Regions from separate parts of the Homo sapiens genome. Here region 1 is linked to region 2. A link is an interaction called in ENCODE POLR2A ChIA-PET data of the cell type or tissue named here. Cell type or tissue: PC-9. All regions are shown on one strand.

Evidence for each region. ChIA-PET counts read pairs that join two places held together with the same protein. Peaks named below come from ENCODE experiments on the same cell type or tissue, not always from the same donor. Only the 100,000 strongest peaks of a DNase experiment are listed, where the experiment ranks them.
Region 1: POLR2A ChIA-PET joins it to region 2 with 15 read pairs; 3 of 35 experiments call an interaction of 5 or more read pairs at or near these places.

Annotation. Positions count from the first base shown.
Region 1 is chr3:122,746,052-122,748,551 of GRCh38, reverse strand. The region is part of intron 6 of HSPBAP1 (HSPB1 associated protein 1); the gene reads left to right. Among named protein-coding and RNA genes, the nearest start is that of HSPBAP1, 47 kb to the left of the region's middle. In PC-9, no CTCF peak of the experiment used is centred here; no DNase peak of the experiment used is centred here; H3K27ac peaks cover 183 bases.
Region 2 is chr3:122,892,267-122,894,766 of GRCh38, reverse strand. LINC02035 (long intergenic non-protein coding RNA 2035) reads right to left here. Exons shown (of 1, transcript NR_024618.1): 1 at 2,351-2,500. Among named protein-coding and RNA genes, the nearest start is that of LINC02035, 7.0 kb to the right of the region's middle. In PC-9, no CTCF peak of the experiment used is centred here; DNase peaks (open chromatin) are centred at 536 and 1,286; H3K4me3 peaks cover 493 bases; H3K27ac peaks cover 1,861 bases.

The sequences.
Region 1 (2,500 bases), 150 kb after region 2:
GAAACCAAGGTCATATGACCCTTTCCAGGTCATAAAGGAATTCACCAATGTTTTGTGTTAGAATTTAGATTGTTTCATGTTTTTTGCATTTCGATCTCTTATCCATTTGGAAGTTTTTCACTAGGATATAGTATAAGTTTGAGATCTAATTTTTTTTTCTTTTTTTTTTTTTAATTGATCATTCTTGGGTGTTTCTCACAGAGGGGGATTTGGCAGGGTCATAGGACAATAGTGGAGGGAAGGTCAGCAGATAAACAAGTGAACAAAGGTCTCTGGTTTTCCTAGGCAGAGGACCCTGCGGCCTTCCGCAGTGTTTGTGTCCCTGGGTACTTGAGATTAGGGAGTGGTGATGACTCTCAACGAGCACGCTGCCTTCAAGCGTCTGTTTAACAAAGCACATCTTGCACCACCCTTAATCCATTTAACCCTGAGTGGACACAGCACATGTTTCAGAGAGCACAGGGTTGGGGGTAAAGTCACAGATCAACAGGATCCCAAGGCCGAAGAATTTTTCTTAGTACAGAACAAAATGAAAAGTTTCCCATGTCTACTTCTTTCTACACAGACACGGCAACCATCCGATTTCTCAATCTTTTCCCCACCGTTCCCCCCTTTCTATTCCACAAAACCGCCATTGTCATCATGGCCCGTTCTCAATGAGCTGTTGGGTACACCTCCCAGACGGGGTGGCGGCCGGGCACAGGGGCTCCTCACTTCCCAGTAGGGGCGGCTGGGCAGAGGCGCCCCTCACCTCCCGGACGGGGCGGCTGGCCGGGCGGGGGGCTGACCCCCCCACCTCCCTCCGGGACGGGGCGGCTGGCCGGGCAGAGGGGCTCCTCACTTCCCAGTAGGGGCGGCTGGGCAGAGGCGCCCCTCACCTCCCGGACGGGGCGGCTGGCCGGGCGGGGGGCTGACCCCCCCACCTCCCTCCCAGATGGGGCGGCTGGCCGGGCGGGGCGCTGACCCCCCACCTCCCTCCCGGACGGGGCGGCTGGCCGGGCAGGGGGCTGACCCCCACCTCCCTCCGAGACGGGGCGGCTGGCCGGGAGGGGGGCTGACCCCCCCGACCTCCCTCCCAGACAGGGCGGCTGGCCGGGCGGAGACGCTCCTCACTTCCCAGACGGTGTGGTTGCCGGGCGGAGGGGCTCCTCATTTCTCAGATGGGGCGGTTGCCAGGCGGAGGGTCTCCTCACTTCTCAGACGGGGCGGCCGGGCAGAGACGCTCCTCACTTCCTAGATGGGGTCGCGGCCGGGCAGAGGCGCTCCCCACATCTCAGACGATGGGCGGCCGGGCAGAGACGCTCCTCACTTCCTAGATGGGATGGCAGCCGGGAAGAGGCACTCCTCACTTCCTAGATGGGATGGCGGCCGGGCAGAGATGCTCCTCACTTTCCAGACTGGGCAGCCGGGCAGAGGGGCTCCTCACATCCCAGACGATAGGCGGCCAGGCAGAGATGCTCCTCACTTCCCAGATGGGGTGGCGGCCGGGCAGAGGCTGCAATCTCGGCACTTTGGGAGGCCAAGGCAGGCGGCTGGGAGGTGGAGGTTGTAGCGAGCCGAGATCACGCCACTGCACTCCAGCCTGGGCACCATTGAGCACTGAGTGAACGAGACTCCGTCTGCAATCCCAGCACCTCGGGAGGCCGAGGCTGGCAGATCACTCGCGGTTAGGAGCTGGAGACCAGCACGGCCAACACAGTGAAACCCCATCTCCACCAAAAAAATACGAAAACCAGCCAGGCGTGGCGGCGCGCGCCTGCAATCGCAGGCACTCGGCAGGCCGAGGCAGGAGAATCAGGCAGGGAGGTTGCAGTGAGCCGAGATGGCAGCAGTACAGTCCAGCTTCGGCTCGGCATCAGAGGGAGACCGTGGAAAGAGAGGGAGAGGGAGACCGTGGGGAGAGGGGAGAGGGGAGAGGAGAGAGAGAGGAGAGAGGAGAGAGGAGAGAGCTGAGATCTAATTTTATCTTTTCCAAAATGGTAATAGGATTGTCAGGACCATCATTTATTTTACAGTTTGTTTTCCCTTCATGATTTGAAATGTCTGTTTAATCATATACTAGATACCTGAACATATCTGGGTCTATTTTGTCCATTGGTCTTTCTGCCTATTTATTTAGTGAGGTCTTATGTTTTAACATCAGTAGGACTGACCATTGCTTTGTTTTGCAGGGTTTTTCTGGCTATTCTTGCCTCTGTTTTTTTAATGTGTTCTTTAAAATCAGCTTGTCTAGCTTTAGGAAAAAAAAAAAAAACCTTTTGATTTTTTTTTTGATCCATATTAAATTTTATCTGAGCTTTATGATGTTGAATTGTTCTGTCCACAAATTAGGTGCCTTTCCATGTATCCAAGTTCAGTTTTGTTTGTTTTTGTTTTTACAGCTGTGTTTTAAAGTTTTCCTCACATAAGCTTTGCACATTTCTTTTAAATGTTTATTCCTAAATACAGTAGTATCTCCTTATCCTCGGGGGATATATTCCAAGATCCCCAGTGGATTACT
Region 2 (2,500 bases):
TACTATTAGTTTTTTTATTTTTATTTTTTACATCCAGGACCTCCGCAGCAGTGCTGCTAGGTGTGAGAGATGCATCTGTTGCTTGTGAAGTGGGAACAGGGAGCAGGTGAAAGGGGAAGCGGGAAGCGGAACACAGCCGTGACCTCCTGTCAGCAGGCGCTGTCTTAGATCAGTTTTAGGAAAGGCAGTTCTTGCTTTCCTTCAGTCTCTCGTGCTTGTGAGCCTCTTGTGCCCCTTGCCCTGATCCAAGGGCCCCTGATGCTGAGGGATGACCGTGGACTTCCGAACTCCAGCCCCACTATTTACTGAGCAGCTGTGTGCTGCGTGACATGGGGGTGGTGACACCTACCTCGCAGGGGTTCTGAGAAGAGTAAATTGATTAAAGGACTTCGTGTAGCACAAAGGGCAGCCTGTACAAATCCATGGCCCTCGGAAAACCCCCTTCCCTCCACATTTGGATAAAGAGCTACCCAGCACCTACTGTTTCCTGGTTAGAGCCCGGGCCTCTGCAGCAGCCACATGGCCTGGGCTCAAACCCAGCTCCACCCCACACACCAGCTATTTGACCTGGGGCAGTTTTCTCCTCTGATGCAAAATGGAGCTAATAATAGAACCTACTCCGGGTTTGCTGTGAGGCTGAGGCATGGAAAGTGCTTGGAACAGTATCAGGCATAGAGCAAGCACCCAAAATTATCACCACTGTTACTGAGCTAAGAAGCACTGGGGGTTCAGGCCTGTTTCCGCAATCTGAGTCACGGATATGTCAAAGTAAATGTGAAAAATATGATCTTCAGCTTCATAAAAATTGCTTTGTTGACAAAATTCAAAAATATAACCTAGCATCCTTTAGGGAACAAATGATACTCATCCAATAAATTATGCATGAAACAACTCTCTAAGACACCACTAGTGAAAAACGAAAGTATCCCTTATAGGGCCTCCCCATCTCCATTTATATCCAAATGAGAATTTGCCTCCCTCCCTCCAGCCCTTCCTACATCGTCTCCTTTCTGTCTTTTGCTAGAATTAAGAATTGAATGGTCTTAAAGATCATCAAGTCATGTGTGTGTGTTTTTTTATTTTGGTGGAGACCAGGCTGGTCTTTAAGTCCTGACCTCAAGCGATCCTCCTGTCTTGACCTCGCAACATGTTGGGATTACAGGCGTGAGCCACTGCACCCCGCTATCAGGTCCAGTGTTTTATATAAGAAAGAACTAAAGAGGTGAAATAGGGCCCATTCATGCCGAGGGCATGTGGTTTGTAAGTAAAGAACAGGAAGGGGAAGAGGTCAGTGTGACTCACTCTCCTGTCACCCTTCTCACCTGAGCAGAATCCTGAAATGCATTCATTTGCTAGTAGACCCTACGGGGCTGGCTAAAGAACTAACCTGGGGACACATATCGGGAGCTAAAGTCTTCATATCTGAACAAAGTAACGTGCTTTCTGGTTATCTTTTCTAACAAAATCATCAGAAACTAGGATAAATATACAATGGGTATTCCCCAGAATCGATCTCCTCAGGAACAACCTAATGTCCCACAATAAAATGAAATTTTAAATTATGTTTCCTTGTTATGGGAAAATGTTCAGGATATAATGTTAAGAATATAAAACAAAAACACAGTACAATCTGTACTATATTAAAAGACATTTACAGCAAGAAGAAAGCATTACACTTTTCTGTATTTAAAAGTCTTTAATAGCTGTTTTTTGTTTTAAACAGTGTCTCACTCTGTCACCTAGGCTGGAGTACAGTAGCAGGGTCACTGCTCACTACAGCCTTGAACTCCTGGGCTCAAGCTATCCTCTTGCCTCTGCCTCCCAAAGTGTTGCGATTACAGGCATGTGCCTGGCCCTGTGTATTATTTTATGATGGAAAAATTATTTTTAAAAATCAGGGTAAGAATTCTGTTTCCTATATGGCATTAAGATAGGTACACTGTGTGTTCACCCAACCAGCATTCATTGAATAGACGCTGAAGACTCAAGAGGGAAGGGAGGGAAGAAGGCCAGGAACACGTATGAGGCAATCAAAATGTGCCAGGAGCTTTGTGCTCCTCACTCTATTCCAACACCATAAAATCCAGGCAAAGGTAAATGTAATTATCTCCCTCCCTGATTTTATGTTTTTTAAATGAATGAGGACAGGGGATTTCCAAAAGAGACAACGGAATCCCCGTCTCCGGGCTTGCTGCGGAGGAGAAGGATTTGGCCCAGCCGCCTCTGCTTCCTTACTCGTATTTTTTTTCTCACCACATCTTGCTGCCCGAACGCTCAGGAAGCTTTGGCTCCACTTCTACTGCCATTTGGAGTTTGATTAAAAACAAAATGCGGACCACGTTATCACAAGTGCTTTCAATACATGTTTATTGCAAAACCACAAGCACAGTAACCATAATGTCAACATAACCGTATTTCCTAACGGAACAGGAGATCGCCATGCCTAAGTGCGTGCGTTTTCCAAAGAAATGGCGGCTTATTTGGAAGCTCACACGCTGCA